3 separate regions of the Homo sapiens genome follow, and regions 2 and 3 are each linked to region 1. A link is an interaction called in ENCODE POLR2A ChIA-PET data of the cell type or tissue named here. Cell type or tissue: CD4-positive, alpha-beta T cell. All regions are shown on one strand. Region 1 has its middle 27 kb from the start of LINC01882. Region 2 has its middle 76 kb from the start of LDLRAD4. Region 3 overlaps PTPN2 (protein tyrosine phosphatase non-receptor type 2).

What was found. ChIA-PET counts read pairs that join two places held together with the same protein. Peaks named below come from ENCODE experiments on the same cell type or tissue, not always from the same donor. Only the 100,000 strongest peaks of a DNase experiment are listed, where the experiment ranks them.
Region 2: POLR2A ChIA-PET joins it to region 1 with 5 read pairs; 2 of 35 experiments call an interaction of 5 or more read pairs at or near these places.
Region 3: POLR2A ChIA-PET joins it to region 1 with 5 read pairs; 2 of 35 experiments call an interaction of 5 or more read pairs at or near these places.

Annotation. Positions count from the first base shown.
Region 1 is chr18:12,774,102-12,778,101 of GRCh38, reverse strand. No RefSeq gene overlaps it. Among named protein-coding and RNA genes, the nearest start is that of LINC01882, 27 kb to the right of the region's middle. In CD4-positive, alpha-beta T cell, no CTCF peak of the experiment used is centred here; a DNase peak (open chromatin) is centred at 2,071; H3K4me3 peaks cover 2,486 bases; H3K27ac peaks cover 487 bases.
Region 2 is chr18:13,140,685-13,144,684 of GRCh38, reverse strand. No RefSeq gene overlaps it. Among named protein-coding and RNA genes, the nearest start is that of LDLRAD4, 76 kb to the left of the region's middle. In CD4-positive, alpha-beta T cell, no CTCF peak of the experiment used is centred here; no DNase peak of the experiment used is centred here.
Region 3 is chr18:12,845,216-12,849,215 of GRCh38, reverse strand. The region is part of intron 2 of PTPN2 (protein tyrosine phosphatase non-receptor type 2); the gene reads left to right. Among named protein-coding and RNA genes, the nearest start is that of PTPN2, 37 kb to the left of the region's middle. In CD4-positive, alpha-beta T cell, no CTCF peak of the experiment used is centred here; no DNase peak of the experiment used is centred here.

The DNA of each region.
Region 1 (4,000 bases):
TGCGAGTCCCCAGCATCGCCCTCTGCGTGGAGCGGGGTCTGCAGAGCCGGCCCGAGCCCGGCCGCCCCCACGGCCTGCACCTGCAGTCCCCTAAGTATTCCCTGGGGCTGGGCCGGGGCTTGGCCCGCGGCTAACGCTGAGCAGTGATTTCATGCGAGGGGAGCATCTGCGCAGGGCGATCTGGAAAGTTCTCCCGCTGGCTGTGGAGTCGTCCTGCCTGAGAGGCGCCAGCACCAGCGTGCCTGGGCCCGCAGCCGTGCTGAGTGGGTCTCCGGGGTTTTATGGGAAGCTCCGAGAGCCCAGTCCGTGGCCACGCACCTGCCCACGGCTCCCCGGGAGGCACAGGCCCCGGCTCACTTCCCCACTCAAAACGCCGCAGGGGCTTGTGCCGTTCGCAGCCTCCGATCAGGAATGGTGCAGGGAAGCCGGTTCCAGGAAGGGCCCCGCCTCGGAGCGGGGTGGCGCAGCCCCAGGGGAGGGCCCTCAGCCCGCTCGGGAGCCCGGACGGCGCCAGCACAGCGCCTACAGCACGCCGCGCCACGGCCCCCGCTTTGGAGAAGTCTCAGGAAACGGCGAGGAAGAAGATACGTTGGAAGCAGCACCGTGAACTATTCCCCACCTGAAGGAAGAAGCTCGTTCCCTTTTGGCTCCAGGACTATTCGGGGTGGGCCTGTTGCCCTGAAACTGAGAGGTGACAGCCTGCTGGCAGCCCTCGCAGCCCTCGCTCCCTCTCGGCGCCTCCTCTGTCTGGGCACCCACTCTGGCGGCGCTCGAGAAGCCCTTCAGCCCGCTGCTGCACTGTGGGAGCCCCTTCCTGGGACGGCCGAGGCCGGAGCCGGCTCCCTCAGCTTGCGAGGAGGTGTGGAGAGAGGCATGGGCGGGAACCTGGGCTGCGTGCGGCGCTTGCGGGCCAGCTAGAGTTCCGGGTGGGCATGGGCTTGGCGGGCCCCACACTCGGAGCGGCCGGCCGGGCCGCCGGCCCCGGGCAGTGAGGGGCTTAGCACCCGGGCCAGCAGCTGCGGAGGGTGCGCCGGGTCCCCCAGCAGTGCCTGCCCACCGGCGCTGCGCTCGATTTCTCTCCAGGCCTTAGCTGCCTCCCCGCCGGGCAGAGCTCAGGACCTGCAGCCTGCTATGCCTGAGCCTCCCCCCACCCCCCTGCCGCCATGGGCTCCTGCGTAGCCCGAGCCTCCCAGACGAGCGCCGCCCCCTGCTCCACGGCGCCCGATCCCATCGACCGCCCAAAGGCTGAGGAGTGCGGGCGCAGTGCGCGGGACTGGCAGGCAGCTCCACCAGCGGCCCTGATGCGGGATCCACTGGGTAAAGCCAGCTGGGCTCCTGAGTCTAGTGGGGACTTGGAGAACATTTATGTCTAGCTAAGGGATTGTAAATACACCAATCGGCACTCTGTATCTAGCTCAAGGTTTGTAAACTCACCAATCAGCACCCTGTGTCTAGTTCAGAGTTTATGGATGCACCAATCAGCGCTCTGTGTCTAGCTAATCTGGTGGGGACTTGGAGAATCTGTCTAGCTAAGGGATTGCGAATACACCAATTGGCGCTCTGTATCTAGCTCAAGGTTTGTGGATGCACCAATCAGCACTCTGTGTCTAGATCAAGGTTTGTAAGTGCACCAATCAGCGCTCTGTGTCTAGCTGATCTGGTGGGGACCTGGAGAACCTTTATGTCTAGCGAAGGGATTGCGAATACACCAATCGCCACCCTGTATCTAGCTCAAGGTTTGTAAATGCACCAATCAGCACTCTGTATCTAGCTAATCCAGTGGGGATGTGGAGAACTTTTGTGTTTAGCTCAGGGATTGTAAACACACCAATCAGCACCCTGCCAAAACGGGCCAATCAGTTCTCTGTAAAACAGACCAATCGGCTCTCTGTAAAATGGACCAATCAGCAGGATGTGGGTGGGGCCAGATAAGTGAATAAAAGCAGGCTGCCCAAGCTCGCAGTGGCAACCCACTCAGATTCCGTTTCATAGTGTGGAGGTTTTGTTCTTTCACTCTGCAGTAAATCTTACTGCTGCTCAGTGTTTGGGTCTGTGCTACCTTTATGAGCTGTAACACTCACGGTGGAAGCCTGCAGTCTCACTCCTGAGGCCAGGGAGACCACGAACCCACCAGGAGGAATGAACAACTCCGGAGGCGCAGACTTAAGAGCTGTAACACTCACCGCGAAGGTCTGTAGTTTCACTTTTGAACCAGCGAGACCATGAACCCGCCAGAAAGAAAAAACTGCCAACACAGCCGGACATCAGAAGGAACAAACTGGGGACACGCTGCCTTTAAGAAACATAACAGGCACCGTGAGGGTCCACGGCTTCATTCTTGAAGTTAGTGAGACCAAGAACCCACCTAATCCCGGGCACAAAACCACCTCAATCTCCCAAAGACCGAAAGCCCTGGTGTCGCTGGGACCAGAGGTGAGACGTGGAACACGTGGGGAAGATGAGAAGGCGCTGGAGAAGGAGGGTGGTGGTCGCAGATGGGAATGTGGTGGAGCCAATGAGCTGTGCGGGTAAAAATGGTTGATAGAAATTGATGTATATTTTACCACAATTGTGTGTGTGTGTGTTTGTGTGAGAGTTCTGTTTATCTGCACAATAGGATTGTACTCGTAGTTTGCAGTGTTGTTGAGAGAAAGAAATAGGATCTTAAAGTGCTTATCACAGCATCTAGCGCCTTTTAAATACTGAAGAATAGTAATACGATTAGCAGCCGAAGAATGTGCTATTTATATTAAAATAAAAAATACATCAGGCCATCCCTCAGCGAGGCAGCCAAAGTTAGCACCTACGCAATGAGCCATGCTGGTGGTGTGTGCTTTTGCATGGGTGTGAAAAGCTATGCTCTCAGCAGACCCAAAACCCCATCTAATCACGAGAAAAACAGCAGACACATGCCAGCTGAGAGGATAGCGGGCCAGGCCTCCTCAAAACTGATGGGCTCATCAGCAACAAGGAAAGTGTGAGGAACTCTTAGCTTGGGAGGAGCCTGCGGAGAGTAACTACAACCACCACCGGCAACGGGGCATCCTGGGCCGGCTCCCAGACCAGAAAATGACATCAGGTAAAAACTAAAGGAAGCTGAATAAATGGTGGGCTTTAGTTATAACAGTGGATCAGCATGAGTTCATTAATTGTGACAAATTTGCCATTCTAATGTAAGATGTTAAGAGGAGAAACCGGGTGTGGGGCATATAGGAACTCTGTGTTAGCTTGGCAATTGTTCTATAAATCTACAACGAATCTAAAATGTAACAATTATTGGAAAGGAGGACTGAAAAGATTCAAGAGAAAGTGATAATATTGAAGACAGGGGAAGAAACTGACATACAGATAATAGGAGTCCCTGAAGAAGAAATCCAAAGTGAATAGAACAGTGAAATTTGTAAATCAAGAAAAGTTTCCTGAAATAAAATTTGAAACTACATACTGAGAAACTATATATACATTTATATTTTTTAAGACGGGGGGGGGGTCTCGCTCTCTTGCCCAGGCTGGAGTGCAGTGGCGCCTTCCAAGCTGCTCCCTGAGCCTGGCTCCCAGGCATCGCACAGGCACTTGGTGCTGGCAAAAGTAGCCTTTTTTTTTTTTTCACTTATTTATTTTTATTTATTTATTTATTTATTTTGAGATGGAGTCTTGCTCTCTCTCCTAGGCTGGAGTGAAGTGGTGGGATCTCGGCTCACGGCAACCTTTGCCTCCCGGGTTCAAGTGATTCTCCTACCTCAGCCTCCCAAGTAGCTGGGGCTATAGGTGCCCGGCACCATACCCAGCTAATTTCTGTATTTTTAGTAGAGAAGGGGTTTTGCCATGTTGGCCAGGCTGGTCTTGAACTCCTGATTTCAGGTGATCCGCCTACCTTGGCCTGCCAAAGTGCTGGGATTACAGGTGTTAGCCACCGCGCCTGGCCTCAAATGTAATTTAATTTGTTAAACTTACTGCAGAATGTTTCCAATATACAGAACAGTATGGAGAATCGTGTTAT
Region 2 (4,000 bases), 370 kb before region 1:
ATAGCAAAAGAGGGATCATCAAGGGTGGGTCTGACCTATTCAGATGAGCCCTTTGAAGCCTGGAGTTTGATGCACTCTGCTGGTCTGGAAGAAAGCAAGCCCAGTCAGCTCTTCATATCCACGGTTCCACATGCATGGATTAAACCAACTACTTACCAAAAATACAGTATTTGTGGAATGCAGAACCCGCAGATCTGGAGAGTGGATGCTGCCTCTTCCTACCCACGGGTTCTGCAGGGCCGACTGCAGGTCAGGAGAACCTGCTGATTTTGCTATCTGCACAGGTCCCAGGAACCCAGGACCAATCCCCCACAGATACCAACCAGGAAAGGACGCATCTATGTTGTGATCTGCTGAAGAAGCTGGGAAACCTCTAGGAGGAGACAGGGACTCCTGGCTGATGGCCAAGAAGAAATTGAATGCTGCCAAATACTGAATGAGTTTGGAAGAGGATTCCAAGCTGCAGATGAGAATGTAGCTGACTGACACCTCGATTTCAGCCTCCTGAGACCATGAGCAGAGAATCCGCCAGGCAGTGCTGGCTTCTGACCTACAGAACTGTGAGAAAAAGGCAGGCATTATTTTCAGCCACTGAGTTTGTGGTAGTTTTGAAACCTGACCAATTGTCCCATAAAACTGATGTTTATCATTTCTTTTGAATAAACATAGAAATTGACCCTCTCAGTCTTAAAACTTGAGAAAGTTACATTTGTCTTATCTGAGTTCCTTTCTCAGGAAACCGACCATCAGGACTCCCAGGTAGTATCAAGGAGCTGAAACTTACAAGCTCACAGCCTCTGGAGGATGAGTGGCCAGGCCCTCAACCCTCATGATTGCCTGAGCACCACCTGCTGCCTGTTGACCAACTCCTCTTCCTCATTCTTCCCTAATTACTGTTTTCCTGCATGTAGTTACATTTCTTCCCTTCTATATAAACTCCCAATTTTAGATAGTCAGAGAGACGGACTTGAGACTGAATTCCCATCTCTTCAGCTGCAGCACCCGATTAAAGCTTTCTTCCCTGCCAATACTGGTTGTCTTGATGACTGGCTTTCTGTGCTGTGAGCAGCAGGACCTAGACCAAACCCCTGGTGTTTGGGTAATCATTTGTTATGCAACAATAGAAAACTAATATAGGGGATGCAAACACAATATGCATTTGTTTATCTGTATACACTCCTCTGTCCTCTGCTAGATTTTTTTTTTTTTTTTTGGCAGGATCTTGCTGTCACCCAGACTGGATGGAGTTCAGTGGTGTGATCCTGGTTCATTGCAGCCTCCACATCCTGTATTCAATTGATACTCCTATCCCAGCCTCCCAAGTAGCTGGGACTACAGGCATGCACCACTGGGCCAGGCTAATTTTTGTATTTTTTGTAGAGATGGAGTTTTGCCGTGTTGCCCAGGTTGATCTCAAACTCCTGGCCTCAAGCAATCCACCCGCCTTGGCCTCCTGATGTGCTAGGATTACAGGCGTGAGCCACCATGCTCAGCCTCCATTTCTAATAAGAGTAAATCTGCTTTGCATACTGGTGGGCAATTTGGCTTTTCACTCAATAATATAGCTTACATTTTTATATCACAACACAAAGCTACTCATTCTATTTTACATGTGTGCGGTGTTGAGTTGCATGAACCAAGATGCGTGTCATCTGTCCTCCAAAAGCAGCACTGAGGTCACTTCTGTTGTGTTATCTGTGCATGCCATGCTGCAGTGAAGCTCCTGGAAGTCATGCCTGTATGCCCTGTGTGTTTACACAGGAGGGACTCTAAAAAGGGAGCTCTGACTGTGTTTGTCTGTTGGAAGCTGAACTTCCAGGTTCCACTCCGTTCCTGGCATCCAGGTTCTTACAGGCTGCTCTGATGCTACTCACTGCTCTGTGTCTTGTGGCTCAGTGAAGAAGAAAGGGGACTCTTGAGCCAACAAGAAGAGTTAGGGCTGGTTGGGTAGACAGCGGGTGTGGGTCTTGGGTCCTTCCTCCTTCCAGAGGGAGGTGGCTGCTGTAGAGACAGCCTCAGCCCCTTTCCCTGAGCAGGGTGACTAAGTTGGTAAAGGCCTCTACAATGTTTCTAGCATGTCTTGGTGTTGAACTGCTCCACTGAGAACATTACATGGGCTCAAGGCTTCAATTTCCTCCATCCAGAAAAGATGGACGTCTCTAATACCAATTAAGTATGCCTAGGATGAGCGGGGCCTCTCTTAGGACCAGGGGGCATCTGCCCAAGTGCATTGTGAAATTGAAGCATTAATACCCAGTGAGGGCCAAGTCAGGACAGTCACAGTAGAGCCAACAATGGTGACCTCTCCTTCCCAAACCTCTAGGGAGTCCGCTGGGTTTACGCAGGCCTGCAAATCTGCACCGTCCTTGGCGATGGCCCTGGAGGCAGCCTGTGTGTCAGGGAAATGTCAGAAGCATGGCGGCCACCTGCTGTAAGAATAGAAGGCCCTGGGAACCTAGGCGGCCGGTGCATCTGACAGAAGCCTGGAACCCGAGACCTGGCAGAGACTCACCAGGGACCTCCCACCGTTAAACACTGTGCTAGGTTGGCCAGGCACGGTGGCTCACGCCTGTAATCCCAGCACTTTGGGAGGCCGAGGCAGGCAGATCACGAGGTCAGGAGATCGAGACCATCCTGGCTAACACAGTGGAACCCCGTCTCTACTAAAAATACAAAAAATTAGCCAGGCGTGGTGGCGGGTGCCTGTAGTCCCAGCTGCTCGGGAGGCTGAGGCAGGAGAATGGCGTGAATCCGGGAGGCAGAGCTTGCAGTGAGCTGAAATCGCGCCACTGCACTCCAGCCTGGGTGACAGAGTGAGACTCTGCCTCAGAAAAAAAAAAAAAAAAAAAAAAAAAAAAAACAAACCGCTGTGCTAGGTTTTGCCTGTTTGGTTGTTTAGCAGGAAAAAAAAGAAAAACAAACAGAAATACATACATACATACATACATACATACATACATACATACATACATACATAATGTCCAAGGATATCCGTTGGTGAGCAGGACAAAACCCTGCCCCTACAGTTTCATTCTGTGACACACAGGACCTCAGTGGGTGAAAGGTACTTTGGTGTCAAACTAGAGGGGAGAGGGATTGGGAGGATGAGAAGTGGGAGTTTTATTCAGAGAAGTTAAGGAAGACCTCACGAAAAAGCCACGCGAGGAACACACAAGGAAGGAGGTGAGAGTCAGATGCAGGGGTCTTGGGTGAGAACATTCCAGGCCAAGGGAGCAGCAGGTGCCAGGCCCCGAGGCGGGGCAGGCCTGGAGCACTGGGCAACCCACATGCCACATGGAGGAAGTGGCTCTCACCACCATCCTGGCCTCTGGAGTCCTTCACATGAGTCACAGAAGAAAAACTTGTTATATCTGAGTATTATTTTTGTGATCTTACTCTTTGACTTAAAACATTTTTTATTGCAGACATTTTATTTATTTATTTATTTATTTATTTTTTATTTATCGAGATGGAGTCTCGCTCTGTCGTCCAGGCTGGAGTACAGTGGCGCAATCTCGGCTCACTGCAACCTCTGCCCCCTGGGTTCAAGCAATTGTCCTGTCTCAGCCTCCCTAGTAGCTGGGATTACAGGTGTGCACTATCACGCCTGGCTAATTTTTGTATTTTTATTAGAGTCGGGGTTTCGCCATGTTGGCCAGGCTGGTCTCGAACTCCTGACCTCAAGTCATCTGCCCACCTTGGCCTCCCAAAGTGCTGGGATTACAGGCATGAGTCACCGCGCCCAGCCAACATTTTACACAAAAGTGGCTGGATGTGGTGGCTCATCCCTCTAATCCCAGCATGTATTGTTCAAGCTCAGTAGTTCACCACCAGCCTGGGCAATGTGGCAAATCCCTGTCTCTACAAAAAAAAAAAAAAAAAAAAAAAAGAAAGAAAAAAAATAGCCGGGGGTGGTGGCATGCACCTGTGGTCCCAGCGACTTAAGAGGGTGAGGTTGGAGGATCACTTGAGCTTGGGAGGCAGAGGTTGCAGTGAGCCA
Region 3 (4,000 bases), 71 kb before region 1:
AGTGTGGAAAGATTATTTAAAGTCCTTGCTGAGGATTAAAAATGACACATAGCAAGCTAGAAATAGAAGGGAACTTCTAAGATTTCTAAGAGATAACTGCAACAACATCACTCATAATGATGACATGATGAAAGCATTGTTTTAAAAAAATATTGGGAACAAGGTAAGTGTGTTCATTCTTACCACTTATACTTAACATTATACTTCTGTCTCCCTGACCTTATACTCTAGGTCCTAGTTAGTACAGTAAGCAAGAATGAGAAATAAAAGCCATAAGGATTGGAAAGAAATAAATTAACTGTCTTTTAATCTGTTTATGAGGCCACTATAGAACTTTCATAGCCAAAGCAGGAAGGTTCAGTAAGAGGAATAAAAGTATAAAAGTTTTATCTGTTGCTATATAACAAACCACCCCAAAACAGTGGCTTAAAACAATAGGAGACATTTATTATGTTCACAAATCTAGGGGTTGACTAACCCCACATAGGTGATTCTTGCTCAAGGTCTTTTGTGTAATTGCATTTCAAATGGGGGCTGGGGCTGGAGTCACCTTGAAGAAGCAACTTCTTTACTCTTGTTGACTGTGACCTCAACTGGGCTGTCACCAGGAACACCTACACAAGGCATCTCTATGAGACCTGGACTTTATCACAAGGCAACTGAGTTTCAAGAGTGAGCATTCTTAGAGAGCAAGGCAGAAGCTTCATTGCCTTTTGTGACCTAGCCTTAGAAGTCACATACAACTTCCACAACATTCCGTTTGAGAAGTAACTCACTAAGGCCATGCATGTTCAAGGAGAGGGTACTTAATACTCTTATTAGTTTGATGGAGGAAGTATCAGTGAATTGTGGACATATTTTAAAACCATCACCACTATAGATGATACGAATTGCTTCGTAGATAACCCCTCTAGAAATGTGCAGACAAGTCAAAGAATTATTAAGAAACATTTTGATAGTCTTAGAATTATAAGATGATAGACCTTCAAATCATTAAAAAGAAACCTTTAAACTTACCAGAAAGTGCTTGTCATCTTTCTTAGTAATAGCAGATTTAGATAAAAACTTAGTTCTATAATAATAATCCGAATAAGTATAGATTTAAGTTAAATTTTATGGTAACTATTATGTAAATATTTGCTAACATTTTTTCTTATCCCATTAAAGTTTGAAAATAAAGACCAGATGTCAGTGTAGTGCTTTACCTTCTCAAAATCCGTTGTTGACAGCTTTTTTACTAAAAGATTTTCTCACTCACTGTTAGGGTCTTTAGTTCTATCTTCAATTTTTTTTTTTTTTTTTTAAATATTCAGTTTTGGCCTAGTGCAGTGGCTTATGCCTGTAATCCCAGCACTTTAGGAGGCAGAGGTGGGTGGATCACCTGAGGTCAACATGGTGAAACCCCGTCTCTACTAAAAATACAAAATTAGTTGGGCGTGGTGGCTGGCATCTGTAATCCCAGCTACTTGGGAGGCTGAGGCAGGAGAATTGTTTGAACCTGGGAGGTGGAGGTGACAGTGAGCCGAGATTGCGCCATTGCATTCCAGCCTGGGCAACAAGAGCGAAAAAAAACTCCCTCTCAAAAAAAAAAAAAAAAATCTTTAATTTTAATCAAAGCCAAATCAAAGCTATTTATGATGTTAATAATTTATTCCTGCGGGCTATTGATGCACTGGAGTGGTTCCAAGGAAGAAGAACTAGAACTCTTAGAGAAGAAGCTAGCATTGATTAGACAGGGAAAGAGAAAACCTAAACAGAGCAGCATGATAGCTGACTTTAGATACCTGAACTTTTACATGGAAAAAAGAGTTCTTTATCCTGTGTTAAGCCCAAAATATAGAACTAGGGTTCATGAGCGAATAATAGCACTGGTGAATATCAGGTTAGCATTAGCTCTTAAGAGCTGTTTTAAACCTACAAACGAACCCTCTGAACTAGTACACTTGTTATTGGAGGTATTCACGCAGAGGGTGGATCTTCTCACTGTCAGATCTTCTAGAGAATATTTGTGAATGAATTATAGAGGGTTGCATTAGATTACTTTGGTCTATTTCTTGTATGCTTCATTTCTTGCCCCTGTTCATCTCTTTCTCACCAATTTCCCGCATTCACCTTTCTGTCCTATTACATTGTGAATTCCTTAACAGATGAAACTTTTTTTTTTTTTGGACTGACAAAAATCTTGTACATAGTTTTGTCATAGGGTAGTAAAGAGAGTATTAAAGATATCATTAAGTTTCTCTTTCTCTGTCCCTGAATAATTAAATCTATAAAGCACTTGGGGTTGGGCCCACATGTGGAAGGCATGTGAGTAAAGGTGGTAATGTCCTTGAAAAAGAAGCCTGTAATATTGGGTTAGCATTGCTGTATCCAGGTATGAATGCATGGTTTTCAGTGAGTATAGATACACAGATAAATATGAACATAGGTATGTGTATATACCTATATTTCTTATCCCTGTCCACTGGGAAATCTTGAGAGCAGCGATAGCTGATGAGCCATTGGGCATGCTTAGCTTTTGATACCAAATTTTATTCTCCACTAGGAGGAGAATAGAGCTTTGGAGAAATGGCTGGTTCCACGTCTGCGACAGGGAAAGTGTAAGAATAGCCTGGAATGTCTTGTAGTGACAGAACATAAAGACATGCCCAAAAAATGATGAAGACATATCAGAAGGATGTAGAAGCCAAGCTGAGTCCACTGGCCAAACCTGGGATAATCTGAGCATGAAAATAAATAATGGTTACAACCTATTGAATAAAATAGGAATTAATGTGTCTATACTGATGTAAAGAAACAAATGAATACATAAATGAGGGATAGGGAAAGTTCTACCTTTGTATAGGTTGCCAACTAATAAATATTGAAATGGATACTAAAGTTGGTGGGTGAAAATTTGGTGAAGAACAAGGTATTTACATAATCTTGAAGTATCCCTTTACAAAATACTTATTAAATATAAGAAGAGGAATAGTACCTCTACACTGGAGAAGTCTGGCCAACACCAGCCTTAAATATGTGGTCATGACCAGTCATGAGATATACCATGTCAGAATCCTGAACCACCCGATAAGATGCAGTGAATACTTAGCATCTTTCTGAGATGAACATGCCAAAAATATACAAACTGAACTCATCTATAGGGAAATAGATATCTGACAACTCAAATGGAGGAACACTATAAAACAACTGACTTACAGTTTCAAAAGGTTAAAAAATACCGTGAAAGAACAGATTGTATCCTTTTGTTTAAAGGACATTATTGGGACAGTTGGTAGAACTTGAATGGTGTCTGGGTTAGTAAAGTATCACTGTTAATTTTATAATTTCGATGGCTATACTATGAGTAAGTAGGATTATGTCATTGTAGAAGATAAAAAAATGGAATAATCAGGTATGTTTGCAACTTGCTGTCATGACTTGGGAAGAAAATTCTTTGTGCTTGGAATTTTTCTGTAAGTTTTAAAATTATTTAAACATACAAATTAAAAATACATATAAACTTGAGGTACTGAATCCTAGCCAGTACATGAAGTCAAGAAAAGGAAATAAAAGGCATACAGGTTGGAAGGGAAGAAATAAAAATGACCTTATTAGCAGATGACATGTAGAAGATTGCAAAGAATCTACCCAACAATGTCCTAGAACTAATAAGTGAGTTAAACGAGGTTGTGGGATACAAGGTCAGCATACAGAAGCCAATTGTATTCCTGTATATTAACAACAAACACGTGGAAACCAAGATTAAAAACACATTGTTGTTTACAGTTGCTCTAAGAAAATGGAATATGTTGGAATAAATCTAACAAAATACATATAGGATCTGTATGTTGAAAGCACCAAACACATGGATAAAAGAAATCAAAAGATGACCTAAATAAATGAAAAAGGCCTACCATGTTCATGGATTGGAAGACTTAGCATAGTGAATCAGTCCTCCCCAAATTGTTCTATAGATCTATAGTGACTCATAGTGTCAAATTGTTCCTAAAGATCTAAC